Linked DNA regions of Mus musculus: region 1 is linked to region 2. Evidence: chromatin loops called from intact Hi-C (ENCODE). Cell type or tissue: left cerebral cortex. All regions are shown on one strand. Each heading gives the region's core, and the rest is flanking DNA. Links, peaks and the distances in the headings are about the cores only. Region 1 holds the start of Cpsf4l (cleavage and polyadenylation specific factor 4-like). Region 2 holds the start of Cdc42ep4 (CDC42 effector protein (Rho GTPase binding) 4).

Region 1 (14,891 bases), core at 6,360-11,359, 46 kb before region 2:
ACCAAGGGCAGGCCCCAGGTGTGCACATGGTTCACATACATACATGCAGTCAAAAACACAAATACACAAAATACAAAAATAAGCAGATTTAGGGTTTGACTCGCCAGGACACACATGGTGGAGGGACAGAACTAATCCCACACGCTATTCTCAGACCGCCACTAAAATGTGGTATGCATGTGGACACATACAGTGAATCAGAGCCTGGGGGTGTAGCTCAGAGCTCACATTTCCCTAGCATCCATGAGGCCCTGGGTATGATCCCCAGCATCAAGAAAATCAACACCAGCCGGGCGTGGTGGCTCACACCTTTAATCCCAGCACTTGGGAGGCAGAGGCAGGTGGATTTCTGAGTTCGAGGCCAACCTGGTCTACAAAGTGAGTTACAGGACAGCCAGGAATACACAGAGAAACCCTGTCTCTAGCCCCCTCCCCCCCCCCCAAAAAAAAAAAGAAAAAAACACCAACTCTCTGAGCCAGGCACAATGAAACACACCAGTTATCCCAGCACAGGATGCTGAGGCGGGAAGATCTCAAGTTCATAGCCAGCCTTAGCAACATAGTAAGCACTTGTCTCACAAGCTGTTTAAAGGTCAATGTAGCTCAGTGTAAGAGGCCCTGGGTTTGGTTCCCTCGCATCACAAAATAACTACAGTGGAACTGAATATGTGACCTTCACTTGGGAATTAGAAACAAGGTCACCATTGGCAACTGACTGAAGTTGAGGACAGCCTCGGCTACATGAGACCCTATATCAAGAAAGCCAAATGTATTTAACATGTTATTCATAGTCTATCTTAGAGTTAATGAGGAAATCATAGGTCACCATTCTTCATGAAAAGTTAAAAAGTAAATAAGACAGCTGTGCGGATCATCCCCTCTTCCTCCCTCAGACAAGTGGCTGGTCACACTACCAGGCAGGTGGTGTATGTTCCCTGAGCTTCCTCACTGAACTCTTAAGTGGGGCAGACTTGATCCTCCCTGCAAAGCAATGTGGCTGGCCAGTCCAAGGGAGGCCTGGGGGCTGGAGAGATGGCTCAGCGGTTAAGAGCACTGACTGCTCTTCCCAAGGTCCTGAGTTCAAATTCCAGCAATCCCAGGGTGGCTCACAACCATCTGTAATGAGATCTGATGCCCTCTTCTGGTGTGTCTGAAGACAGCTACGGTTTACTTATGTATAGTAGTAAATAAATCCTAAGATACTATGACCAAGGTCGCTTATCGGAGAAAGAACTTACAGGGACTTCCAGGTGAGTCCATGGCCATCATGGTGGGTGGGGATTATGGCAGCAGACAGGCAGCCATGGCTGGGAGCTCCCATCTTGAGACACCACTAGGCCGAGAGAGGTAGAGGATTTAATCCTACTGACACTTCCTCCACCAAGGCCACACCTCCTAGTCCTTTTCAAACATTTCCACAAACTAGGGCAACCAAGCATTCAAATACATGAACCTACGAGGGCCGGTCTCATCCAGCCCACCGCAGGGACTCATTAGGTCCTACAGCCGTCCACACTTGGACCAGATAAGATTTGGGTGCACCCTGGTGCCAGGTGTCCTACAGGTTTGCTGTATGTACTAGGTCACTCTACTGTAGCCCTGTGGTGTGGCTGCTTGTATTCTAGAATGAGGAAGCAGGCTAGGGGAGAGGAGGCAGTTTTCCTACATAGCCAAGATTTATCGTGTCTTAGGGTGGATTGAAGTGGTACTGGAACCAGCAACCCAGCCCCCTGAGCCTGTCTTGTACATCACCTCAGCAAAGCCCTCAGGCTGAAGGAGACCAGACAACCACGCTCCACCTGTTCCTTCTGCAGGCTGCCCTTTTCTATCCTCTTTTTTTCTTTTGAGGCAGGGTTCCTCTGTGTATCCTTGGCTGTCCTGGAACTCACTCTGCAGACCAGGCTGGCCTTAAACTCACAGAGATCTGCCTCCTAAGTGCTGGGACTAAAGGCGTACACCACTCCTGCCTGGTCTTTTTCTGTAATCTTATAAAAGGTCCACTTAACTGCCCACTCTTTCCCAGGGGATTAAGTAGCATTGTGTCTGCTTTGTCATGGGATAGGCTACTGGCCTGGTCACCGCCTTACCTCAGGAGGATAAGCCTTTTCCGTGTGCCTACTGCCTAATCCCCCATGGGGTTTAATCTTCAGTGTCAGCTTGGCTGCAGTGACCTAGGAGATCCACCTCGGTGTGTTTGTGAGGGTTATTTCCCCAAGAGGCTTAGCTGGGTGGAGAAGACAGGCCACGGATAGGTGAACCATCTCTATGTACTGTGATCCCAGACTGAATTTTCAAAAAGAAAAACCAAGAAGGAAGCTGTCCGTTTTCTTTTTCTGTGCTTCCTTGACTGGATTTGATATGACCAGCCAGTTCACACTCCCACCACGGTTTCCCTGTTGTGATAGGCAGTGTCCTCTCAAAGCAGGAGCACAGAACAACCCAACCCCCACCCCACCCCCGTGAGTTGGATGTTTCTCACAGCATCAAGAAAAGGAATCAATGCAACTACACAGAACACACAGTATATTCTCGAGTATAAATAAGCTGTACAGGCAAACAGCTGTCAAAGTAAAAGCAATCGTTGGATCGGATTGCCCGTTTTTGGGAGCACTTGAGGCCGTTGACCCATAGCAGTCTGCGGGAGCGTGGGAGCCAAGCATGGGATGTTGACTGACTGACTCTGTAGAGTTCACAGCTTCAAGTGCACTTTGTTCTCCTGGCTCATGAATGACTCCTCCCTTCCACAGTCAGCTGACCTCGTATCCTGCTGTATGATTGGCATCTCGGGCATGTGCAGGATAAATGGAAATAAGCCAGGTAGAGGAGGCTCTTTCTGCATCCTGCATCTCATTACCGTGATGGAGCTCACTGGACCACTGGGTACAGAATACCCTGAGGAGGCCATGGAGCCAGCCCTTACCTAGGAGAACGTCCAACTCCCTCGCTTCAGACTAGGTTTTGATGGCTCCAACGGGTACAGCTTACTTTGCTGGCATGGTGGCCTGGGTTTTGAAGATAAAGGAGAAAGCAAGCTTAAAAGGTCATGGCTGGTTTTGTCTTTGGTTTTTGAGACACAGTTTCTCTGCCTTCGCTGTCCTGGATTTCGTTCTATAGGCCAGGCTGGCCTCCAACTCACAGAGATCTGCCTGACTCTGCCTCCCAAGTGCTGGGACTAAAGGTGTGTGCGACCACTGCCCGGCTAAGGCCACGCCTTTTCATAAATTCTCAGAAGAAAAGTCCCTGCTTGTCCAGAGAACCGCCGGATGGTTTTCTAGAATGTCTTGGCTTCTCCAGCCTCACGGCTCAGGAGGCTGGGATGGGAGAACCTTGTAAGAACAATGGGTTGAGAGCAGCCTGGAAATAATAGCAAGATCTCGACCCAAAAGAGACGCTTAAGATTCACGTTCGGCTCCCATGTTTCAGAGAAGGCCAAGGTGGTTCTGGACTTGCAAAGGTTCGCAAAGTCAAACAGACAAAAATAAAAGTGTTCTGCTCTCTCACCTAGCTTTCTGGTGTAATTGCATTTTCTTTTTGAAACCAGGTCTCACGGAGCAGAGGCTTGCCTCTCTACATAGCCAAGGAGGACTTTCAACTTCCGGTCCTCCTGCCTCCATTTTGAATGCAAACAGGAATCAAACCCTTGATGCCTACTAAGCAAGCAAGCATTCTACCCACGGGACTGTAGCCTCGACCACTGAGGATTTGTTTAAAGAGAGGAAGAAAAAAAATCACAGTGCAGGACAGACTGCGGGCTAGCTCATAAAGGTATGGTTTTCATTATTATTATTATTATTATTATTATTATTTTACATTTTACTTATTTATCTTGAGATGGGGTCTCACTTTGCAGCCCTAGTGTACATGGAGCTCAGAGATCCACCTGCCTCTGCCTCCTCAGTACTGGGAGCTAAGACATGCACCACCACACTCAGTAGCTCCTTCTTCTTTTGAGACACAGGGTCTCACTTTGTAGCCCTGTCTGGGCTGCCTGGAGCTCGCTATGTGGAGGCTATGTGCCTCAGACTTGCTCCAGTTCTCCAGACTGCCTGCTGCATGCTGGGATTGCAGGCATGTACCCTCCCCACCGACCCCCAATCAGGCCCTGTGTTCTCTCCGTTCACGTCCCTGAACAAGGAAGTGCTCTCCCTGCCCCGTGGGCTCCTTCACCTACCTAAGGTGCAGGGTGTGCCCTTGAGCTGCAGGCCTGAGGCAGACTCCACCTCCTCTGACCGTGGACCATGGGCTTTGCCTGGAAAGGGGACACCAGAGTGTTGCCAGTAGAAGTTGTTGAATCCCATGGCTGGTTGACAGGCTGCAGCTAGAGTGAAATCAGGAGTAAACCGTGTTACAGAGACACTCTGTATAGACATGATCACCTAAATACCCGTAATTTTAGGAATCTCTGGGTTGGGGGGGGGGGGGTAGGTTTGTTTGTTTGTTTTGTATTTTAACATGAGATTTGTTTTGGGGAAATTGCCTTGTTTTACTGTTCCCAGAATATCTTTTTTTTTTTTTTTTTTTTTTTTTTTTTTTTTTTAGTTCTTTGAGAAATCCTATTCACACAGACACACAATTTTATTTCTGAGACATTATGCCGTGTAATCGAGGCTAGCCTCCATCCCCCAGATGTAGTCAAGGCTGGCCTTGTCCAGAATCTCCTGCCTCCACCTCCTCCGTTCTATTTATAATGTTAATTACCAAAAGTATGCCTTGGAAGAAGTTACCTGCTCAGTAACTTATAAAGACAAGAGTTTAGCTGGCCTCACATTTCTGGAAGCAGGGGCCTCAGGCCTGGAAGCTGTGTCCGCTGAGCTTCTGGGAAGGGCCTTGTACTCCAAGTGGTCATGCAGTGTGGTCACAAGGTGGGTAAGGAAGCCGGGAAAGCCCAGCTCCATTCATGGAAACTGCTTTTTTTTTTTAATTTTTTTGGTTTTTTGAGACCGGGTTTCTCTGTATAGCCCTGGCTGTCCTGGAACTCACTTTGTAGACCAGGCTGGCCTCGAACTCAGAAATCCACCTGCCTCCGCCTCCCGAGTGCTGGGATTAAAGGCGTGCGCCGCCACCACCCTGACTGACAACTGCTTTCATCAGTCTCCTCTCTTGAGGATGCTCCACCTCCGAGATCAGGCCCCACCCAACACTACTGCCCAGAGGAAACAGCCAGGGGCTGAGTTGGTGATTTTAAAACATGCAAACTATCATGGGCAATGTGTGCATGAGGCTGGTGCTGGTCCAGTAAACCCTGGAAGGGCCATCCCACATCACAAAACAGTCTTCTCATTTCCCTGCAACCTCTTAACATTTTGCCTTTTAACTGAGTATGTACGTGTTGTGGTATGTGCAAGTAGTACATGCAGTTGCTCACAACGGTCAGAGGAATCAGATCCCCCCGGGTGCTGGGACTAAACTGGGGTTCTGTAAGAGCAGTACCCACTGTGAACCACCTCTCATGCCCTCCTCGCAGCCTCTTAAAAACTGTTCGCATCGCCCTAGTTATCGAAAGCCGTTATCCAGGCGTGGTGGCACACACCTTCATCTCAGCACCGGGGAGGCAGAGGCAGATGATCTCTGAATTCCAGGCCAGTCTAGTTTACACAGCAAGGGTCCCAGGCCAGCCAGGCCTCAACCAAATCTAAATAGTGAGACACTTATCTCTAAAAAGAGAGGGGTTGAGGGTGAGGGAAGAGGGAGGGAGGGAGGGAGAGCAAACAAGCATAGAGAGGCTAGGATGCTCGTCTGTAGCTCTGGAACACCTGCCTGGCTAGTGAGGACCCGTGGTTCACTGAGGTGTGGTCCGGAGAGCATGATTAGCCTGCTGAGCCTTGAAGTGAATTCTCACTGATGCGTGGTAACCATGGGGATAAGATGTCTCCCCCTCGGGACCAGGAAAATATATGACTCGTCATAGTTTTCATTCAGAAAGCTGGCTTTGGACTGTGTCCTGATTTGTTTGTCAGTGAACCCCACTGGTGTGGGATGCCAAGATGGCTCGGTTGGTAAGAGCGGTTGCAGGGGAGCCTGACGGCCTGGGTTCTACCTTCAGGACCCAGACGGCAGAGAACCAATTGTTCCAAGGTGTCCTCTGACTTGCAGACATTCACGGTGGCAAGTGTGCATGTACATATATATACACAAAGAAATAAAAATAACAAGGAAGAAAGAAAGCATCCCCGTGTTACCCAGCTAAAGAAAAGAAAGGAAGGCAGGCCTCTCTGGGTGACCCTTCCAGGTGCAGACATCATGGGCTGAGAGAGGCTGAGAGGAGCTACCGCATGCAGGTGCATGGTGTAAGAGTGGGGTCTCCTGAGACTAGTATAGCTCGAGGAAGCACAGACAGGTATGGGAGCCAAAAGAGAGAGGCCCTCATGTGAACAGCAGAGCGCTAACTTACCTTCACATTACTGGGATGGAACGGAGGACTCATCTTAGGGCTGAGGGGAGGAGAGGGAGACATAGGAGGGGGTGGCGCGAGTGTGTGTGTTAGAGTGGGCCATAGCCTGCTAGCCCTGCTCCCACCCCCACCTGCACCCCTTCCTGAGAGTACATGCATGTTAACAGGGAAGGCTGGAGCCCACTCAGCCAACAGGACCCAGACCTCCAGGGTGGGGCAGCAGCGAAAATCCCTAGGGAGACACTTGCTAGATGACCTCCCACCAAGGGCAAAGGGAATCACATCATGTCAGGATCTAGATCCAGAAGGTAGGGGCCAGCACTCCGGTGGATTGGAGACTAGAAGGATCATACTTACTGCCCAAATTGGCACTGAGGTCCCTCGGGGCAGAAGCCGGTGAAGTAGTTGGGACACAGTACTTGATGAACATGGCGGTATTTACACAGGGGACCTACTAGACAAAGAGCAAATGGCCGCGAGGGTCTGCTTCACCCAGAGGGAAGAATACACGAATAGCTATGAGGAAAAGCTCAGGCTGTAGCAGGCTCTCCACTGGAGACGGGGTGGGTAAGGGACATTGCTGATGTCCCTGAAGCCAGAGACAGATGGGGCAGAGACCTTGGCTCAGGTAAGGGCTGGACATGTGGTTCGATGGTAAAGCACAGGTGGACCATGCTCCAGGCCCTGGGTTCCATCCCCACAGTTTGCCTTCCCCCAGCATAAAGCAGGTACTGAATGGCGAGCATGCTCAAGCCACTCCCAACCCAGTGCTAAGACGCTCACCCGGAGGCCCACGGGACACATATGATAAGACCCAGAGACCCATGGGAACACAACCTTCCAAGTTTGCAGGAAGAGAGGGAGACAGGGAAAGGGTGGAATTTAGGTGGCATTCAGCACCTGGGAGCTGTGTCTCTCATGGACTAGACTTTCTACTAGTCTTCTCAGCCAAGGTCCTACATCCACCCGCTGAGAATAGGGTGTGAATCTCACAGCCTTCCCTGAGAAGCCTGTCATGCCGACACCAGGCTGAGTCTCCCAATGTCTCAGATTTCTCCACCGGCATACAAGCCTCGGACAACCTCAGAAAGGCGTTCCACTGGGGTAGTTATATGGCCCAGTTTCATGGGGAATGTTACTCCTTGCTTGCTGAGCATCTCCATCGGGAACACCCGCATCCCTCGGGCATCCTATCCCTGTCTCGCAAGCTCTTACCTTCCTTGCAGAACCCTTGGTTATACCACGGGCAGTCCTGGAGCTTGAGAACTGGCTTCAAGTGCAGGAACAGGCATTCCTTGTTGCTGCAGTTCCCTGAAAAGCCCATCGGTCTTTTGTCTATAACCAGGTTCACACTTCCACAGCCCCGCCCTGATTTACCTTGACCCTGCCATGGAATTGTCTTCCCCCTGTCACCATCTTTGGAAGGCCTCTAACACTGAAAGGGGAAGTTACCTTCTGGTCATCTATCTCAACTAGAAACACGCTACCATTTCAGAGTCCCAGGAAGGGCAGGGGTGTTTTGCAGAAAGTACCGTGGACAGAGTAGAGGTTCTATTTGGGCCCCAGGGAACCTTTCAGAAGGACTGCGTTAGGGGTGAGCTTGGGCTGGGCTGTGTCTATGCGGTGAACCAAGCCTTGGTCAGCTGCATTTCTACAAGGAGGCAGCCTTGGAGGCACGGGCCGCCTGCAACTGCCAAACAAGGATCTTAAGTTAGATCAGAAGAGGACTGTGATCTGTCCTGTCTCCTTTCACAAAAGGGCTTACTGGCACATCCTAGGCCATCTTAGTGTTTCTGGACTCAAAACTACCAGTCTGTCCTGCTGGGCTGCACATTGCTGTTCCAGATCTTGGCCAGCAGGTGGCAGCAACACTCCAGCCTGCACTCCCATCTTTTGCACAGGCCTTTACTCCTTTCAGTCCTGACAGTTACTAAATGTTCTTTCCTGCGCTGCCAGGCCTCAACAATGTATGTGCGTGCACATGTGCATGCCCGTGAGTTTGTTGAGCTTATTTACAGAGCGTGGGTAAGGTGTTGCTTACAGAAGTTAACTGACTCCAAAACAGCGGGATCTCCACCAAGTCTCAGTCCACCACAGATGCCAACTATAGATAGATGCTGCATCATGGGGTCAACCCCTTTCAGTTGGTCTCCTCGTGTACGCTACACATCTCCCAAGACCACTTGCAGTTCAGTAGTATTTTTAGAATAGACACCGAAGCAGAGCATGGTGGTACACTCCTCTAGAGTCTAATTCCAGCCCTTGGGAGGCAGAAGCTGACAAATCTCTTGAGTTTGAGGGCAGCCTGGTCTGCATAGCAAGTGGGGGTACTGGAGGTGTGAGGGATGATACACACACACATACACACATATGATATTTTAAGGACAACTGCCTCCTAGGTTCCAGGATTAAAGGCATGTACCACCTAGCATATAAGTCATATAAGTTTTTTTTGTTTTTTTTTGTTTGTTTTTTTTTTTTTTTGGTTTTTCGAGACAGGGTTTCTCTGTGTAGCCCTGGCTGTCCTGGAACTCGCTCTGTAGACCAGGCTGGCCTCGAACTCAGAAATCCGCCTGCCTCTGCCTCCCGAGTGCTGGGATTAAAGGCGTGCGCCACCACGCCCGGCTGCTTTTTGTAATATTAGAGGTATTCACCCACTGTTGAGAGCAAAACCTTAGATTGCAAATCACGATGGTGAGCTTGCACATCTGCGCATAAATAATTACTTGCATGCAAAAGTGGTCCCATGCAGGACCACATCTGCTCATCAAACCCGGGGACTCAGGGATGAAAGATTAAAGGGATCTTTCTAAGTGAAAATGCTTTAGGCAGTGACTTATGGGGACCAGCCTCCAGATAAACTTCGTCTGTTTATTCTAGAAAGACATTCAGGCACCCTCATGAACTGCCAGAGGCACTGGCTGGCTCCTTGGAGAAGGCAGTCTAGAACGCTGGACTGGGACGAACTTCCCCTGCCCTGAGAAAGACTTTGCCCCTTCAAGGTACCCAGTGTTATGAAATATAACACACAGCCCCATCTGATAAATTAGTTCTCCACAGGTGAAATGAGCCAGTTAGGTTTATATTAAACACAGGTTGATCAAGAAGCTGCTCTCAAGTGGGTAAGTTCACTGGAGCCAAGGAAGGAGGCTAGAGAAATCACCATGGGGAGGAGGGAGGGGGAGGAGGGAGGGACAGAATGAAAGGGGTGGTAAGAGCGAGCCCAGGACCTGGCCCCGACAGAGGCTGGAGGAGACCTGACCACACAAGGTAATTTTAGGGCCCAGACTTCTAAACCTCGTGGCTTTATTTACACAGTGACCTTCTCTTTCCAACAAGTGATGCAGGATTTCCCCTTTGGGAGTTACCATGACATTTTCATCTAAAATAAAAGTTATAAAGAGCAGGCGAGTAGGAAGAAGATGGCGGGGGTCGGGGCCGGGGGGGGGGGGGGTACCGGTGAGCATTCCAAGTGGCAGTACCAAACACATCTCCTTTGGGGAGGCCTGGCCTGGCCTGGGCCCAACAGAGACTGAGAGGTGCTCCGTTCAAGGCTATTCCTGACAGTCATCTGGGGGTTGACTGGCCAGGCCTGGAGTGGGGAACAGGATCCTATTGCTTTCCCTTTGTGGTAACTGTCACTGAGACTAACAGGCCGCAGGCTTGACACGGGCTTGGCTCTGCAGCCTTTATTTATTTTTATTTCTTGTTTCTTGAAGGATTTGTGTGTGTGTGTGTCTGGGTGTTTTGCTTGCATGTTGTGTGTGCATAATGTGTGTGGCAGGCGAGGGGTCCAGAAGAGGGCATCAGATCCGCCCCGGAGTGACTGGCAGTTGTGGGCTGCCTTGTGAGTTCCGGGAACCAAATGCAGGTTCTCTGGAAGAATAACAAGTGCTTTGAACACTGAACCAGCTCTCCAGCTCCTTGTTGGCTTCGTTTTGAAACAGGGTTTGACTGTGGAGCCCTGGATGTCCTGAAACTTACTGTGGCCTCAAACTCAAGAGATCTGCCTGCCTCCTGAGTGCTGGGGCTAAAGGTGTGCACCACCATACTTGAATGCTAATTTTTATTTCCTTTCTTGTTGTTAGACAAGGTCTCCTGTAGTGCAGCCTAACCTTGAACTCCTCTGTAGCTGAGACTGGCCTTGAATCCCGGATTCTCCTGCCTTAGCCTCCCTAGTGCCGAGATTAGAGGGGTGCCCCACCATATCCAGCCTTGGTTGTATTTTCTTAGGGTTCAGAGAAGCCGACAGCTTAGGCTCAGATAAGGCTGGACTTCTGGGGCACACCTGACTACCAGATTCCTTTCCTACCCCACCCTAAAGCCCTCCATCACCCCCTACAAACCGGGAGAGGCATTACCGAACTTGGAGTGGAAATAGCACACGGGCATCTTGCTGACGTCATACTGGTGCAGGAAGTCGCAGCAATCACTCTTCCGGCAGAGGCCTCGAAGCCAGTGTTTGCACACCACCAGCTTCTCACCCTGCTCGTGCCGGAGTGGGCATAGCATCCCTGCGGAACATGATACCTGTTGTAGGCCCCACCTAACCAGCCTGGGGGATTTCGCAGGGCCTGGAAGGTGACTCCTCCTCCTCCTCACCTGTCATCTCTATGTCCCATCACCCAGACACAACCTAGAACAGGCTGGAAGAGGGGTCAGGGGACCACACTGGGCAAGAGGATATCTTAACAGAACCTCCAGGCTGCCTTTCCCATACCCAGCCCAGCTCTTGGCATACTGTAAGTGCTTGTTGAGTTCATGACTTTTACAGGGAGGGAAATATTCTGGATTTGTTTATTCCTTATTAAATAATAATAATAATAGAGCTGGAGAGATGGCTCAGCGGTTAAGAGCACTGACTGCTCTTCCAGAGGTCCTGAGTTCAATTCCCAGCAACCACATAGTGGCTCACAACCATATGTAATGGGATCTGATGCCTTCTTCTGATGTGTCTGAAGACAGCTACAGTGTACTCATATAAATAAATCTATGAATTAAAAAAAAATCTTGGGCTGGTGAGATGGCTCAGCAGGTAAGAGCACCGGACTGCTCTTCCAAAGGTCCGGAGTTCAAATCCCAGCAACTACATGGTGGCTCACAACCATCCGTAACGAGATCTGACTCCCTCTTCTGGAGTGTCTGAAGACAGCTACAGTGTACTTACATATAATAAATAATAAATCTTTAAAAAAAAATCTTATGAGCCGGGCGTGGTGGCGCACGCCTTTAGTCCCAGCACTCGGGAGGCAGAGGCAGGTGGATTTCTGAGTTCGAGGCCAGCCTGGTCTACAGAGTGAGTTCCAGGACAGCCAGGGTTACACAGAGAAACCCTGTCTCAAAAAACCAAAAAAAAAAAAAAAAAAAAAAAAAAAAAAATTCTTATGTGTTTGTGTGTTTGTGTGTGTGTGTGTGTATGTATGTATGTATGTACGTGCTTGCGTGCCGAAGCCCTCAGAGGTCAGAAGTGCCATCAGATCTATAACTGCAGACAGTTGTGAGCTGCCAGGTGGGTGCTGGGAACTGAACCAGGGTCCTCTGCAAGAGAAGCAGATGCCTGTAACTGCTGAGTCGTCTCTCTCAGTCTTTGAAACAGGGTCTCGAGTAGCCCAGGCTGGTCTCAAATTCACTATGTTTCCAAGAATGAGCTTGGAATTCTGACCTTTCTGCCTCCAACTTCGAAGTGCGGAGACTACGGGCCTGCATCGCCAGCCGGAGATCATGAGCTTGCTGCAGGCTAGGCAAGTGATCTACCCACGCACTGCAGGCCTCCTTGGCGTGAGTTCACGACTTCAAATATTAAGGACAACACAGGCATGACATGGGTGACTCTAACAGTGGCCACACACTAGAAACATTACATTTGACCACCTCGGTATCTTTATTCAGCAGACACTGCCACTGGAAGGGAGGGCTATGTCTAAGCAAGGCTTGTTTCCATGCGTGACAAGGACATCCTCTTTGAATGCCCCCTGGCCTGCCTGCATGACTCTGTCTGTCTGTCTGTCTCTCTGTCTCACACACACACACACACACACACACACACTCCTGGCTGGCCATTCCTTGGGCTCTGGCTTTCCTCAGTAGCAGCTTTCTCTTTGAGCTGTGGCTCACTCACTCTGTAATGGACCTCGAAGGTTCTGGTTTCCCGGGGCCTGGATGGCCAGTGAGCTCCTCTTCTTCTCATGCAATCATCCCGAAAGGGCTCCAGGTCCTCTCTGCCCCACCCCCAGCCTCCTGACTTATAGGAACCGAATATTAAGGCTCTCCACGGCAGGCCCCTTAAGACTCTCTTCACCTGAGTCCATAGCCGGGCTTCAGGGTGAATTAGAAACACTACTGTTAGGGGTTAGGTATGTAGACCACTGTATGTTGCTATTGGAGGAACCTCAAAGTGACCTCCAATCCAGAAAAGAAGACCAGTAGCCAGGGTGGGGTTCAAATCAGAGACTTCTGTCATAAACTAGCTAAGGTATGTCGTCGCACAGGTGAGCAGCCTTGAGCAGATAATAATATGACCGTAGTTAGGAATTGAGAGTGTGAGCCTTGTGTGGTGACCCTCAGCATAATAAAACACAACTTCTGTGGTACCAACTACACATGGCTGGCTACCTTCTTGCTCATGACAGAGGCTGGATCCTATCTAGTCCAGGAGCCAAGCTCACACTACGTCCTAGTCCCCAGCTGAACCCAGCATGGTCCCCACAGCCGTTCCTGTCCCGGCCCAGCCCAGGCCTGACTCACTCACCTTTCACACAGAGCCCTTTAGCGAAGAAGTTGCACACAGCTGAACTGGACTCTGGAGGAGAAAGAAACCGGAGGAGAAGGTGGCGTTCCCAGAGCTGGAGCCTTGCGGCAAGTCCCACCTAAGCCTCCGGGCTTGGAGCTGCGTGGGCCCCGACTACTCTCTCTGGCTGGGCTTTGGAGTTTTGTTGTTTACCTGTTCCTTTGCCCGTCTGTTTATGCAACTGTCTCGCCCTGTAGTTCAGGTTGGACAGAACCGCCACAATCCTCCCGCCTGCCTCTCAGCCCCTTGGCGGCCCCAGTCCACCATCAAAACCAGTTCTCATTTGTCTCCGTCTGTGGAGGCTGAGTCAACGGGGTACCCTCTTCCGAAACCCTTCCCCCACCGCCCAGAACCAGTCTCTAAATTCCACTTAAACTCAGCCCACCTCTGAGGCAGGAGGTGGAAGGTTTCGGGGGCACCCAGGGAGCTCTGGCAGCTCGGAAGTCTGCCTTTCTATCCCGGGCAGTGAATACCCAGAAGCTGTGTGGGAGAGACGCACAGCACCTCCAGGACCTGAGCAGGGGACACAGGCATCGCCACTCACTGTCCATGCCCTGGAAAGGCAGTAGCCCAGTGCCCTTCTGCGATTCCACATCCAGCTCAAAGGCGAACGTGAACCCTTGCAGCCCGGCAATGACCTCCTCCATCTTCCGTCTCCCGCCGGAAAAGCAGAAAGAGCCAAGATGCCAGAACCCCCGCAGGTGGCTCCTATATAGCCCATCCGCACCTAATCCTAATTAACGGGGCCAGGCCCTATCTGATGCTGGCCCCTCTTTCTCACCCTCTCAGGTCACCTCTTCCTTCAAGGGGCCAGGTGACTGCACGTGACTTTCTGGCTGAGTGTACCCCCAGAGGCTCCTCGGCTGCCTCAGCCCTCCCACCCACCCATGCAGGTGCAGGCCTTCCAGGGCCCCACACCCCCACACTGTTCACACAACCCCCATCCTCAGCTGGGGAAGGGATTGGCAAAGACTCACACCTGCTTATCTCTGCCGATCACAGAACAGAGCCGTTGCCAAACCAGTGTCCCATTGTATGTGTGGGGATATAACTACCCATTGATGCGAACCTACTGCATACAGCGATGCCCAGGTGTTGGGTGGAGTGGGATGGGGGTAGTCAGAGGGTGTGTGGGACAGAGGAAAGGTTCCTCCACTAGGTCCCAGCCACTCTCCCTCCCACCAGGCCCTCTGAGCCTCTTTTCTAGACGGAATGACAAACCCCAAGCGTGCTCTTCCTGGAAGGGGGGTGGGGGGGGACAAAAGGAATGCAGGCCAGAAGCATCGGAAACAGTTCCATGAAGGGCCCTTTGTTTACCCCGCAGGCAATCACAATGGTAAGCTCCGAAGGAGGTGGAACCGACCCAAGGCTGGGGGTGACCTCCCAGCGAGGAATCCACTGGGCCACCCCAGAGCCTCCCTTACCCGGAGAAAATGCTTTGTAAATGAAATATCCATGCAAATGTTGTTTTATTATTATTAGGCCAACCCTGCCCTGAAGGGCTGAGGACCTCAGAATCGGCTTTCTTAGGAGCATTTTTAAAGCTCTAATTAAACCAGGCTATTTCCTTCCCCCTCCTGGGTCCTGAAGTGGCCTGGCCTCTCCAGGAGCCACTGTTACCAGGACATGTGGGCTTTTTAGGCCCTAGGAACTAGAACTAGAGACATCTCCTCCCCGGGACCCAGCGGGGAGAGGTAAGCTTGGCGCTGCAGG
Region 2 (14,891 bases), core at 4,434-9,433:
ACTGATCAAATATTTATAAAGTTTGGTATCCAGACTGTAGTGTACTATTTAGTGTGAGACACATGATAGATGTTGAAGCTTTTGTATCTTAAAGGACAATATAAAGTACACCATAGGTAATTTCTGTACATTTACTTATGAACTTATTTGAGATGGGGCCTTACTAGGTAGCTGTGCTGTCCTGAAACACACTATGTAGACCAGGCTGGCCTTGAACTCACCAGAGGTTAACCTGCCTCTGCCTGCCAAGTGCTAGGATTAAAGGGGGCATATGTCTCTCCATTTTGTCCACTTCTCTTTTATTTGTGTGTGTGTTTGTGTGTCTGTGTCTGTGAGTGTCTGTGATCAGTGTGTATGTCTGTCTGTATATGTGTGTGTGGATTGTATACGTGCCTATGTGTGTGTCTGTGTGTGAGAGTGTGTGTGTCTGTGTGCATGTATGTATGTGTGTGTGTGTCTTGTGTATGTGTCTATGTGTGTGTCGTTTCTGAGAGTGTGTGTATCTGTGTCTGCATGTGTTTGTGTGTGTATGTATGTGTCTTGTGTATGTGTCTATGTTTGTGTGTGCATTTGTGTGCACCCACTCGTGCACACATGCCAACAGAGACACAGAAGAGGGAGTTAGATTCCCCTGAAGTTAAAGTTACAGGCATTTGTAAACTGCCCTGCATAGGTGCTAGCAATCAACCCAAGGTCCTCTGAAAAAGTAGCAAGTATTCCTAACTGCTGAGCCATTTCCCAGACCCTCCACTGAAAAACTTCAACAACTATGTGGGAATGGCAATATTTTGGACGTGCAGCGTTAATATGAAAATTTACCTTTTTAAAAAAAATATGACTATTAGAAAAGTTAACATTAGGGGGCTGGTGAGATGGCTCAGTGGGTAAGAGCACCCGACTGCTCTTCTGAAGGTCCGGAGTTCAAATCCCAGCAACCACATGGTGGCTCACAACCATCCATAATGTGATCTGACTCCCTCTTCTGGAGTGTCTGAAGACAGCTACAGTGTACTTACATAAAATAAATAAATAAATAAATCTGTTTGTTAAAAAAAAAAGAAAAGTTAACATTAAACTGGGCAACGGTGATGCACACCTTTAATTTGAGCACTCACTCAGCACTGTGAGCTGGAGGCCAGCCTGGTCTACAGAGTAAGTTTCAGGACTATACAAGAAACCCTGTCTCCAAAAACAAAAAATAAAAAAACCTATAGAAAAGTTAAAGTTATGCGTATGACCAGCCTTCTATCCTTTATTGGGGCAAGCGGTAATCAGACTTGGACATGGAAGCCTGGGCTGTATACATGCTAATAAGCCTGTGTCCTAGCACACAGCTGCCCTCAGCTCCCAGCATTATGCTATTAACAGCACTGCTCTATGGCTACTGTCATCAACTGTCACATTCTCTAGTGGACTCACAGACAGTCTCCATTATCTCCAATATACAGAGATTCCTCCCTCCACCAGCCTGAGAGGATTGGCATTATTGATTGGTGTGCGTGCTACCACGCCCCCACTCAAATTTGCAATCCTTAACAGTGTATAAAACTATACGATTCCAATGCCTGAACCAAGCTAACAAGTGGGGAAACACAGTGTGTCTCAGCAATCAACCCCTTAGTTGGTAAAGAGGGAATGCAGTCGACTTTGGAATCAGGAGTGGTCTGGAGAGACGTCTACCAAAGTTAGTCCTGATCAATTGGCATCTAGGATTTGAGATGCTCCCTAGCCTCAGGCAGAGGGCCAGACCCTGCACCAGGTGGTCCTCTCCCCAGGCCACAGGTCAGAAGTATGGAGCAGAGCAGACACTCCAGGTCCTAGATGCTATATGTTCTGGCTAAATGGCGTTTAGTACTGAAGGTTCTCGTGCTGCGTGTCTGACAGCTTTTATCTTGGGTCCTTTTCCCAACAATATCAAATACCACAGATCAACACTGTCATCTCCATCTTGAAGATGAGAAAGCAGGGCAGGGTTTAGAGAGCCCATGAGTCACCAAGGTCACACAGCTCCTAAGGACAGAGCTGAGAGAAGAATCCAGAGAAATGTGATGCTGAACTCTCAGGGTTTCCACTCTACAAGCACATCGGAGGTGGGAGGGGTCTCATCAAGCCTCGAAGGGGTGATGAGGGAGGGCTACAAGGACCAAACACCCACAGGAAGCCCACTGCTTCACAGACTGTGTTCGTCTTAAAGATTTCCCCAAGACCCATGAGATGGCTCACATCTGTAAAGGCACTTGTCACCAAGCTTGAAGGCCTGAGCTCAGCATGCCGAACCACATGGTGAAAGGAGAGAATGGAGCACACAAGGGTGTCTTCTGACCTTACTGTGACCAGTGTGCACACGTGCGTGCGTGCGTGTGTGTGTGTGTGTGTGTGTGTAAAAGAATTATTTTACCCGGCGTGGTGGCGCATGCCTTTAATCCCAGCACTTGGGAGGCAGAGACAGGCGAATTTCTGAGTTCGAGGCCAGCCTGGTCTACAAAGTGAGTTCCAGGACAGCCAAGGCTATACAGAGAAACCCTGTCTTGAAAAACAAAAACAAAACAAATAAAAACAAACAAATAAAAAGAATTATTTTAAAATATCGCTGGAGCTAGAGAGCGCAGTTAAAGAGTATTTGTTGCTCTTGTGGAGAGGATCAGAGTTCTGTTCCCAGCATGCACACGGAGGCTCACAACTGTCTCTAACTCCAGTTCCATGGGGCCTGCCTGGCTCCTGCTGAAGGCGTTCACACACATGGTGAACATTCATACATGCAGGCTAGCACTGATATATATATATATATATATATATATATATATATATTTTAAAATCTCCAGTCTGGGCACTCCATTTTCTATCATCCTAGAGAAAATTATTAATTCTAGGAAATAGACGGTGGGGTGGGGGGATGGGAGCCCTTGAGCTGGAAATTACCTCAATCTCACCCAGCATCCATCTCTACCCTCAGTCCAGAACCCTCTGGCTCGAACCAGGGGAAGGAAGCCAGCAGGAGGGTGAAGGGAATGGTTTCCCTTACCATGGCCTGCCCACAAGGGAAGAGAAAGGGGCCAGGGCCTGGGAGAGACCGGAAACGACAATTGACCAAGGAGCCAAGACGAAGAACAACTAATGACCCAAGGACATCCGGCAGCTTCACTTGTTTATAGGACCTTTCCTGGAAACGTGGGCTTCCAGGAGTCAGCCGCCCGACACCAGCCACCACAGGCGATACACAGGCTATAGGAGACGGTGTCTAGCGGAACTAGCGGAACAAGCGGACAAGCGGGGCTTCTGCTCCTGGCCTCACATCAGAAGGAAGCTGCTGCGCCTGCAACCAGATCCATCCGCGAGGCCCTGCTTAGTTCAGTTTCACTTTGCTTCTCCCAGGAACCACTCCTGAGCTGAGAGGCAAACACAAGTGTACTCTGGGGGCTCCAGAGAAAACCCCTAAGTGAGATGGCAGATCTTCCAACCTGGCTTTGCTGGGGACTTGGAATAGAGGGGGTTAAGAGCCAGATCATAATCGGGCTCACCACACTGAGCTTGCTAGCTATCTCTGCCTCAGTTTCCCCATAGCTTTCAAAGCCTTCTACATTAAGGTGAAGATGTAAGCTCACGCTCACACACACACAGACACACAGACACATTCTACAAGGGGTGACACAACTCAACAGATAAAAAGGCAACCCTGAAATGTGCACTCTGCCGGGACCCCACATCTACTGAGCATGCGCAGTGACGCTAATTTCAAACAGGATCCACGGGCAGTCCTGAACATACCTGTACAAACCTAACCCCATAGGCTCTAGGGTGTCGCATGAAGCTGTCCCCTGAAGCCAAGGTACAGAGTCTGTCCTAGCTTAGCACTGCCACCCAGCAGGGGGTCATGAGGCAGCCCTGCCTAGGGCTTCCTTCTCTTTCACCTTTGACCTTTAGTGATATGGGATGGAGAGGGCCAGCTCTTCTCAAACCGAACTTCTGCTCCTTCTGATTTCAGGTCAGTAAGGACCATGAGAAACACTCTCATTCTTCCCCAGGACCAGGGTACGGAAGAGACAAGACTGACAAGACCCTGGGTTCTACCAGCAACAATGCACAGGACCTCAAAGGAGACAGATGTGCCAGACTCCTGGAGAGAGCCGCCTGCTGCGGTGGCTTCCGCAGGTATCATCCACTACCCTGAAAACCAAGGCAGGGGATGGTGACCCAAGCAGCTATGAGGAAACATGCAAGACGTGCAAGGCTCTCTTGCCCTGGCCCTGGGATTAAAGGCAGGGGTGTGCACACATGACACCTTCAAACTGTTTCTACCACAGACCAAAATGGGAGAGCCTACCTCAGCTTGAAAAGGTGAGGTCAAGACCACCAGTCTCTAAAGGAGGCTCCATGGGCCAGCAATGCCCCACCCCCTAGCAGCGCAGTGCCTGGGGTGCAGGGAAGGGCTAGAAAGTGTTCCTCAGCTGGAAGGGAGCCCGAGGCTCCAGGAGGCCCACTGTAAGCTGGGGCTTCACTGGTATCAGGAGTAGGAATGTGGGCTGCTAATGGCTGAACTTTCTCCACCAGGCAAGTCAGGCAGGGCTACTTTTAGCCACTCTGCTGCCCCTCCCTCGGTGACTGTCCCAGGCCCTACACTCAAGGATAGCTGAGCATCATCCCAGAGGCACTTCAGGAGAATTAGCTGGAGTCTGCTGTCAAGGGCCTTCTGCTAAACCACCACTTGAAGTGTGCCCTGGCTCTGGGACTTGGTCCCTTCTCCCAAGGCTGAGGAAGCTTCCGGTCCTTCGGTCAGAAGAGGACCTAACCATAGCTCAGGTCCATGATCAACTGCCAGGGTGAGATTGCTCAACCCCCTCCACTCCCCAGCCTTATCGCTGGCATCAACCCAGCGCCTCTGTTCTTCTGAGGGGCAGAGTCCTCCCTCCCCCGGCAGGGGCAAGCGCCTAAGTGTCTGTGGGGCTGAGACGGTGGCATGGATGTCCCAACCAGAACAGCTGGAGCCGCTCCTCCGCTCCTCCGAGGCCATCCGGGATGCTGACTTGCAGACGCCCCTCCCCTGCCAATTCCATCCAAACTTCAAGGGAAGCAGGAGGCAGGGATAAAGGAAAAGAGGAAGAGAAGGAGACACCAACATCAAACACCATGCCTGCCACAGATGGGCACGGCCTGTCCAGGCCATGGGAAAGCAGTTGCAGTTGCGGAGGGGTGGGGGAGGGGTGGGGGAGGGTGTTGCTGAACCACGAGCGACCCAGGCCTTCCTGGAGAAAGCTCTGAAGGGAGGGTCTAGGATCCCTTTACAGGTCAGCAGGAGACCACCCCTGGGACCACAGCTTTACACAGGGAAACTCTCCCTTTGCTTGCGACTTCCTGCTGGGAAGCTCGGATGGTCAGTTTCAAAAGAAGGCTGGGCGCACACACAGGATCAGAACAAGAACTCGAAAGCAGGCATATGCGAGCCACAAACTGAGGGGGGAAAGGAGGGTTCAAAAGAGAGGGAGACAGGAGCCCCCCCCCCAAAATGGAAGAAGTGCTCAGAGGAACAGCACGAGCATACAGACAGCATGAGCAAAGGGTCCTGCAAACCCCGAGAAGTTACCAGAGGGGCCGAGACACCCCCACATCAATACTGCTTTGGGAGCAGGCTCGCTTTAGCATCCAGCTCCTTAAAGTCCGCGCTAAGATCGATCACCAGGAGCTGAGAAGCTCTCCTCCCGCCCGTATCTCCCAAGGTTCCACTCAGTGGGAAATAGTTAAGGGGCAAAGTCCCTGTTCACAGAGGAGATAAACCACATTAATCAGTAGTCACATACAGGCAGCTGATCAGGGCTGGTAGCACATGGTCCCTCCCACACTCAGCCCTGTATCAGCTCCCTGACATGCATAGTAGCTTCCCGGTCTCTAGTGATGCCCCACTATTGCCAACTGCCCTTGGGCTGCCCAGAGGCCTGGCTCTGCTCCAGCACGTCCCTCCAACCCCACCTCCCCAGTTCTGGGAGAAACCTGTAGCTAAGGTTCCCCATGCTGTGGGCCCTGTTCTTTGTTCTTTAAAATTCACTCCATCCCACTGGTGGTCCCCCCCTCCTCCAGCCAGGCCTCAGAAAGGGGCGGGAGAGGCTGCTGCAGGCGTTACTGGAAACCCAGACAGGGCAAAGAAGTTGCAAGGCAGAGGCCCCCTGCCAGGGGCCTCTCATTGTTTATGCTCCCCAGATCTCGGGTCCAGATGGTTGCTGGGGGTAAGGATGAAAAGTATCCCAACCGCTCCAGCGAGAATGGACAAGAGGTTTCAAAGTAAAGACACCCACAAGGAAGCTTTCCTCATTCAACGGCTCAACTACCTGGGCAAAGAATGGGAGCTGTCGGCCCAGGGAGAGACGTGGGAGCCGGTCAGATTGCAAGAGGTGAGACTGTTGGAGGGTGGGTGAAGGGGGGGGAGGGAGAAGTTCCCAGCCAAGAAGAAAAGAGAAAGCATTGTATTTCCTTTTCATTCTCCCCGGGAGAAAAAGAAAACTTCCGAAGCCCAGGCCGCAGTATTTCATTGGGCAAACACAAGGAACCTGGTTTGAGTTAACAGAGAGGGAGCGCCCCTCCCCCCGCAGGCACACACGCAAGTCCTACGGTCTGTTCCCAGGAAGCTCAACCGCCATCCACCCCGCCAGTCTAGGACACTCACCCACAGCAACCAGGGGTCCCCCAAAGGGGAAAGGCAGCTCCAGCAGACGACGCCACAGACACAGGAGGGCAGATTTGTTCCTCCGGCTGGGGGCGCTCCAGGAATGGGGAGGAGCCAGAGATCAGGATCGCAGCCTTCAACGTCCCAAGCCAGCGGTTAAATCATTAACCAACCGCTACCTACTCGCCCCTGAAAAAGCCTCGAGCCCCATGCTTCGGACGTACCGGGCGCGCGCGCAGGTCCCCCCGCGTAAAGCCTCGTCCCAGGTTTCTAAGGGACCGCCAGCTCGGCCCAGCCCCACCCTGCGCCTCTTGCGGCCTTGGCCTCCAAGTCTTCCAAGGGAGGCGGGCGGGGCGGGAGAAGGAAGGGCTCCGACGGGCGGGGAGTATTTGCTCTTTAGGCTATTGCCTTCCAGCCGGCTCTTGCCCTCCTTTCTCCCCGGCCGGGCGACACCGGGTGGCGCCTAAAGCAGTGTGTGTACACGGGAGAGCACGCGTACACCCCTCTACCACTACCGACGAACTCAGCGGTTATTCATGGAGAAGTCTGTGCGCACACGCCCCCCTCGGGGCGACCGCCGCCGATTGTTGTGTGCCTGCCCACGGCAACACACACCCCATTCCTGCGCGAGGGGGTGGACCTTTAAAACCTGCCCACTCACCCCACCCCGAACAGTCCCCGTGGCCAGATCGGGGCGTACTGGCGACGCTGAGCCCTGTTGTTACCCCCTCCTCCGCAAATGATTTTCTGGGACACGGTATGTGACTCTGGGTCTGGTCCCAGGCATGCCTACCCACGCTGGGCACAGAGGGGTGTGTTTGTGTGCGCGCGCGCCCTGCTCCTAGGTCCTCATCTTCCCCATCCCCGGGTCTTTCTACCTTCTCCACGTCACCAGGGGTCTCGAGCCTACCCAGGCCTCACGCGGCCACTGGGCCACAAACGGATGCTCGTCGCCTACCTCGGTCCCCAGCTCCCCGAGCGCGGACCAGGTGCGGCTGTACGCTCCCCTCGGTGTGCTTGGCGCCTCGGCAAGGCTGGCGACCCATGGCAGCGCCGGCGTTTGTTTCCTCTGGCTCCCGGGGCTCCGAGTGTGCTAGAAGCTAGGACACTCCCCTCCCAGGCTCCTCCCAGCCCTCCCTCCCATTTCCCTCCGCGCTGATGTCACTCCGTCGCAGCAGCCAATGACTGCCACGGAACTCAACTCGGCTGCTTGGCCTCCCAGGTTCAAATCTAAAAGCCTGAGACGCCCCCCACAAGCTCCTAGTAGGGTAGACAGAGCAGGTCTTGCTTTGAGGAGTCGCGCCCCACAGCCCCCAGTGCTCTGCCGCGGAACCGACGTGCGGTCCGCAGAAACAGGAGCACATCCCCTCCCCAGGAACCAAGGGGAAGCTCTCTCTTGGCTCTTCCAGTTTTGAACAATGGTAAGAAAACAACTCCCTCCAGGACGTTACCCACTTCTGGACCACGAGCAGGAGCTTGGGCTCCGTGGATTCCCTCTCCATCTGGAGGGCGGGAGAAGCAGGTCCGCCCGAGTCCAGACCCGGTCTGAGCAGTGGAGGAACTTTTCAGCAAGGTGACCTGGCTTTGATAGCTCTGTCTGGTGATCATGGGCTCTTAAGTACCCTCCCAGGGAACCTCCCGGAATTAAATCCCGCGTGCTTGGGTAGAGGAAGCCCCACCTATGAATGATCATTAAAAGCAATAAAAGCCAGGGGCGAAATAGTCAATAAAGAGGAAACGGAGCCAACCCAAAGTGAAAGTTCCCTAACTACTTAAAGGAAGTGGGGGTGGGGTGGTGTAGGCCTCAGCCTCCTTTTTCCCCAGAGTTGCCTCACGGTCCCTCAGCTCCTTCACTGTCCTCTGGAAACCCTGTCTCTCAGGATCCCACCCCATCCCCGACCTCTCCCCCATCTCCCCGTCTATCCATGAAAACTTCAAACTGTCCATATTGTGTGAAAATCAAACCTAAAAGGTCAGTGTCGCTGGGCAGTGGTGGTGCACGCCTTTAATCCCAGCACTCAGGAGGCAGAGGCAGGCAGATTTCTGAGTTCGAGGCCAGCCTGGTCTACAAAGTGAGTGCCAGGGCTATACAGAGAAACAACCCTGTCTCAAAAAACCAAAAAAAAAAAAAAAAAAAAAAAAAAAAGTTCAGTGTCTGGTCTAGGGGTCCAGTTCCGGCTGCGGAGCACGAGGCTGGTTCAATTCAAGCCCAGCACCACCACCAACCAAAAGAGATGTCAAAATTAGTGAAACTAAAACACGGGGTCCAAAGTAACTTGGGATGGGGATATCCCTGGGGTTCTGACCGTGATTGGGTTACCATGGGGAATTTATACCTCCTCCCCCTACTCTGACTGTCCTTGTATGGGTCCCTCACCTGGAGGTTGTCAAGATGAAAGAGAAATGTGGTTTAGAATAGACAACAGTGTCGGAGTCAGGTCTGTGGGTCAGAGGTAGCTGTAACAGGGCACTAGGGCAAACCAGTAGGAGAGAGTTGTGTTGCCTCTGGCTTTCAACTCTGCCCCTCACTGGCCCACAAGCCTTCCCATCTCTCAAATGGGTACAGCACCTGTTGACATTCCTTCTAGGCTCCACCCCATAGTTACCTGGCAACAGCCAGGTGTGCCAGACTCACTATAAAAGGATCTCTTGCCAGGCAATGTGGTGCACGCCTTTAATGCCAGCACACTGGAGGCAGAGGCAGGCGGATTTCTGAGTTCGAGGCCAGCCTGGTCTACAGAGTGAGTTCCAGGACAGCCAGGGCTACACAGAGAAACCCTGTCTTCAAAAAACACAAACAGGGGGCTGGTGAGATGGCTCAGTGGGTAAGGGCACCCGACTGCTCTTCCGAAGGTCTGAAGTTCAAATCCCAGCAACCACATGGTGGCTCACAACCACCCGTAATGAGATCTGGTGCGCTCTTCTGGTGTATCTGAAGACAACTACAGTGTACTTACATATAGTAAATAAATAAATCTTTAAAAAAAAAAAAAAACACAAACAAAAAAAGGAGTCCTCTCTCGCTCTTCTTACTCCCTCTCTTCCCTCTCTTTCTCCCCCCCCCCATGTTTATGGCCGGCCTCTACTCCTTTACACTCTCTCTCTCTCTCTCTCTCTCTCTCTCTCTCTCTCTCTCTCTCTCCTCTCTTCTCTCTTCTCTCCTCTCTCTGCCTTTCTCTGTCTCTGCTACCCCTTCAACTCCCCTCCCTATGCCCTAAATAAACTTTATTCCATACTATACCATCGTGTGGCTGGTCCCTCAGGGGGAAGGGGTGCCTCAGCATGGGCCCGCAGAGGCACCCCCTTCCCCACACCATACCGCGCCTCCACCAAACATAACCCTGGCTTCTTGTTCTTTTTTATAAAACACAGCATTGGTGCCAAGTGACTCGGATTTAGAAACTGGGATTTCTACAACACAACAGCACCCCTCCCCCCCCCCCCCCGCTTCCCCTACTAGTGCAAACGTTAACCTTCCCCCATGAACTCCCCCAGATGCAGGCTCTCAGTGGCCTTCCCGGATGGTGCCATACCCCAGTGGTTTCCCTCCTGGGCACCCGCCTCCCTGTGCTCCTAGAGAGCCAGGAGTTTTTCATTTGTTCGTTTTAAGCTTTAATTTGATTCATAAGCTTTTTTCTGATTTTCTCAAGAGTCTTCTCCTCTCATTTCATGTTCCATAAATCATTTGGGAATGCCAGCCTACCTCAAGAGCCAGCGATCCATCCGGGTTAAGGGAAGAGGCACCCCACAGGCTCCATCCTCTCAGGTCGCTCTTGTCTGCTTTCCCTTGATCCTAGGTTTGCCTGCCTTGTTTTTGGTCTCTCTGAAATTTCTTCTCTTTTTATTCAAATTTAAACTCCTTCCACAAACATTCGAAGGGGTTCTAGGCTTAGAAGACAAAAATCCCCTGGGTCCCTGCCCTCAGATTGCCCGGTGGAAACTGGTTCCTCTCTGTGGGGGACCTAGACCATCTCTTTTAGAACTCACCAGTGAGAAGAAGACCAAAAGAAACAGCTAATTTCTCCCTGCTGTTTAAAACCCTGGTCTGAGGCAGGCGATCTTTCTCCTAAAACTCCACTGAAGTTAAATTTCACCCCAACAGTGTTTTGTTTTGTTTTGTTTTTTGTTTTAGGCAGGTGCCATCTGTGGCTAGGCATGTGTAAATCAACTAGACTAACTTTGAAGACTTGAATGCCTAGCTGGAAACGTCTGCAAGCGCAAAGTCCCAGAGTTTGGGGAGGGATTTAAGGTCTTAACTGAACCTTTAAGGTGTGACCTGACCTATAATCCTTTAGGCCTGGGCATATGTCTCAGCCTGTCTTTGGAGTTTGAGCATGCGTGATACCTGCAGCTGTGTGGGCCTGTCCCTCCGAAGCCCGCCCCCGAGCCCCAGGCATACCTCTTGGTGTTAACAACGAGACATTAGTTCACCTTCCGCTGCTGCAGCTTTAAATGGATTGGCTAATCCCATTCCTTACAGAGAAGCTGGAAATCACACTCGGTCTTCTCTGGTGTTTACCATACAGTGTGGTCCCTTTGCAGTGCTGGGGATTGAAGCCAGGCCTGGCGCCTGATAGGTAAGCACTCTGTCGTGGTGCCCCGCACCCTTGGCCCTCACTTCCATTTTGAAATCAGCTAAGCCTCCAGAGCCCCTTCCCGTGAGAACACTTGGGCCCTTCACATCTCTTTCTATGCTGGGCCTTTCGACCACTGAAACGAAACAGACCGAGATCCTATCACAGCATCCTCTCGAGAGCCTGGTGTCTGGAAGTTTAAGGTTGGAGTGGCCTGGATGACCCAGGTCAAGAACTGTCACTGTCGTCTGGGGCCTGGGTTCTGGGCTTATTCACTTTCTGGCCTCAGGACAAAGGCCTTTTCAACTCCTGAGTTCCCAGTTGTTAGGAACCACCTGGGACACCTCCAAGGTTTCAGCTGACCTTTCCGCAGAGCATCTAGGAAAATCCCCAGGATATCTAAGTGGTGCATAAGGCTCACAACCCCATTGTGGAGTTAAAGCACCTCATCTGGGGGCTCTTTAGCCCAGCTTCCAGGCCCATGACACATCTGAGGTCTAGGTGACCAGGGCTTCCTAAGGAAGCCAGACAAAGGTCTGTCCTCTGTCCCCTGGAGACAGTGGGGAGTCTGACTCACCGTTTGAATCTTCAAGAGTATAGACAGGCTGAGACAGAGTTCTTCAAAGAAATGAAGAAATGGCTTCTCTCAGTTTCTGTAGGTGACGCCTCTTCGGCCATGGAGGTGTGTAAACATAGGGGCGGAGCGGAGAAAAATCTGACACTAGTAAAAGGTAGTGTCTGAATGGATAAGGCCCAAGGTACACAGAATGAATCCAAGGTATGTCCCACCCGTAGCTCACTACAACCTGAACTCGAAGCACCTGTTCTTTGGCACAGTGCGCGCTGTAACGCCACAAAGTAGCAGCCAAAGCCTCCGCTCAGATTCGAGACAATTGTATGTTATGAACTGCCGTGTGTTTACTGTACACACACAACGCCTTCTGCTCTTACAGATGAATAGTGGATTATTACAAATGACTTTTCTCTCTCTCTCTCTGTAGCCCCGACTGTCCTGGAACTTGTAAGTAGACCAGCTTGGCCTCAAACTCACAGAATTCTGCAAAATCTGTAACTTTAGTACCTGGGATCCAACACACATGGTGCACAGACATGTATGTAGGGAAAACTCACATCCACATTTTTTTTTAAAGATAGTTTTGGTTTTTGGTTTTTGTTTTGTTTTTTGTTTTTTGTTTTTTTTTTTTTTTTTTGGTTTTTTGGTAGTCCTAGCTGTCCTGAAATTCACTCTGTAGACAAGGCTGCCCATGAACTCACAGAGATTCTCCTGCCTTTGCCTCCCAGGTGCTGGGATTAAAGGCATATGCCACCACCACCCAGCAAACATTAAATTTTAAAAATAGTTTTCCAGCTTTTATTGTCCGATCTACTGCAAGAGTGAATCACACTGCCAACATTCCAGAAAATGTCGACATCACCCTGAAGGGACACACAGTCCTTGTGAAGGGCCCCAGAAGAACCCTCCGGGGGAACCTCAAGCCCATCCACGCAGAGCTGAGTCTCCTTGGAAAGAAACAGAAGAGGCTCTGAGTTGGCACGTGGTGGGGTGACAGAACAGAACCGGCCGCTGTCTGAACCGTGTGCAGTCATGTTCAGAACGCGATCAAGGGTGTCGTGCTGGGCTTCCGTTACAGGATGAGGTGTGTGGATGCTCACCTACGTATCAACGTCCTTATTCAGGGAGAATGGGTCTTTGGTAGAAAAATGAAACTTCGGAAAAGAGATCCGCAGTGTTCGGGTGGCCGGGTGTGTCGCTCGTTCTGTCTCTCCAGCCCACAGGGATGAACTAATCCTTGAAGGAAAAGACTCTGGATTTGTTTCAGATTCAGCAAACCAGAACTGTTCAAACCAAGGGTTTGGAAGGTTTCTGGATGGAAGCTATCTGTGGGTCTGAAAAGCAGGCTGATGAGTAAGACTTAACTTACTCAGTTCCAGTGACAAGATCCTGAACTACCAGTGATTTGGGGGTCTCTGGGGACAATTAAAGACTTATATTGGGGGGGGGAAGCTCTCCTACAGTTACTCCTCAGCACGGGAGAATCAAATTAGTAAATCTTTTAAAATATTTATTTATTTATTTATTTAGGCTTGAGACAGGGTTTCTTTGTATACTAGAGCCTTGGCTGTCCTGGACTCCCTTTATAGACCAGGCTGGCCTCAAACTCAGAGATCCGCCTACCTCTGCCTTCTGAGTGCTGGGATTAAAGGCGTGCGCCACCAAGCTGGCCAACTATTTTGATTTTTAATTTTGTGCAGGTGTATCTTTGTGTGGATGGGTGCTGAGAACTGAACTCAGGTCTCCCGCAAGAGCAGTGCATGGCTCTTAAGCTCTGAGCCATCTTCCAGACCCCAGATGAGCCCACTGGGTTGTGTTATGTTAGGATATTTGGTTAGAAACATTGCTATCCAAGTGGTTGACTTGAGTATTGATACACACACACACACACACACACACACACACACACATATATGTATGTATATATATATGTATATATATATATATATATATATATATATATATATATAATTTTAAAAAACCATTATGTGGGGCTGGCGAGATGGCTCAGTGGTTAAGAGCGCCGACTATTCTTCCGAAGGTCCTGAGTTCAAATCTCAGCAACCACATGGTGGCTCACAACCATCCATAACGTAATCTGATGCCCTCGTCTGGAGTCTGGAGAGTCTGAAGACAGCTACAGTGTACTTACATATAAATAAATAAATCTTTTTTAAAAATTATGTAAATTTTGGCTTGAGATCAGGGCAGATTTTTTGTGTGTGTGGGTTTTGTGTGTGGGGGGGGTTGGTTTTTTTTTTTTTTTTTTTTTTTGTGGTTTTTCAAGACAGGGTTTCTCTGTATAGCCCTAGCTGTCCTGGAACTCACTTCGTAGACCACGATGGCCTCGAACTCAGAAATCCTCCTGCCTCTGCCTCCCGAGTGCTGGGATTAAATTCGTGCACCACCACGCCTGGCATCCAGGCTGAATTTTTAACAATTCCTGGGATGGTCCTGAACATACTTCTACCATTTTGTGCTGCATATTCATACAGAATGATGTTGTCATTACTGACTGTTAGAAAATCAAAATATCCATCAACTCTGAAAAATGTTGAAAGATACGCCACACCCTGCAGCATCAAAACATTCAGCCAATATTTAGTACCTATGTAAACATAGATAAGCATGTCCATCTCATTAGCATGAAAATTTGCTTTCATCTTCCTTTAATACATGTCACAATTACAGGCACACTGAAGAATCATTTTTAAATGAATTTACATGAGATTTATTGCTACTAAATGCTTGGTCTGTATATTTGTTTTACATACCCATCTATATTGGGGCAAAATTTTCTTGGGCAGAAAGGAGTTGAGAGTAGGGAAATTTTAAGAGCCCCACCCCACCCAACCCTACCCCACCCCTGTTTAAGACTGAACTTTGGCTGAATCTCCTCTGCTGGGTGCTCTTTTGACTATGTGCAGGGCCAGACTCTGGAACGGAAGGACTGCTCCAAAGAGCTCATAGCACACATGAGTTCCAGTGCCACAGAGGACCCCTGACCCAGGAGGTATTACATACCTAGCTGGGTACCTCTGGAGACAGGAGTGACACTAGAGCTGAGGTAAATGAAGGGGAGGTAACAGAG

The links. Peaks named below come from ENCODE experiments on the same cell type or tissue, not always from the same donor. Only the 100,000 strongest peaks of a DNase experiment are listed, where the experiment ranks them.
Region 1: a loop joins it to region 2, with 2.3 times the contacts of the local background. A loop is called at or near these places in 11 of 42 quality-filtered maps.

The regions. Positions count from the first base shown.
Region 1 is chr11:113,695,665-113,710,555 of GRCm38, forward strand. Cpsf4l (cleavage and polyadenylation specific factor 4-like) reads right to left here and starts at 13,862. Exons shown (of 8, transcript NM_026682.2): 1 at 13,723-13,862; 2 at 13,140-13,190; 3 at 10,753-10,905; 4 at 7,607-7,702; 5 at 6,749-6,845; 6 at 6,392-6,431; 7 at 4,172-4,318; 8 at 2,507-3,002. The coding sequence starts at 13,825. The coding sequence ends at 4,172. It also overlaps a transcript of D11Wsu47e not described here. In left cerebral cortex, for the core only: a CTCF peak has its summit at 8,244 (motif pointing right); a DNase peak (open chromatin) is centred at 8,252.
Region 2 is chr11:113,744,078-113,758,968 of GRCm38, forward strand. Cdc42ep4 (CDC42 effector protein (Rho GTPase binding) 4) reads right to left here and starts at 7,738. Exons shown (of 2, transcript NM_001163346.1): 1 at 7,611-7,738. It also overlaps the pseudogene Gm11736. In left cerebral cortex, for the core only: a CTCF peak has its summit at 6,733; DNase peaks (open chromatin) are centred at 6,178, 6,717, 7,108 and 7,775; H3K4me3 peaks cover 3,738 bases; H3K27ac peaks cover 2,524 bases.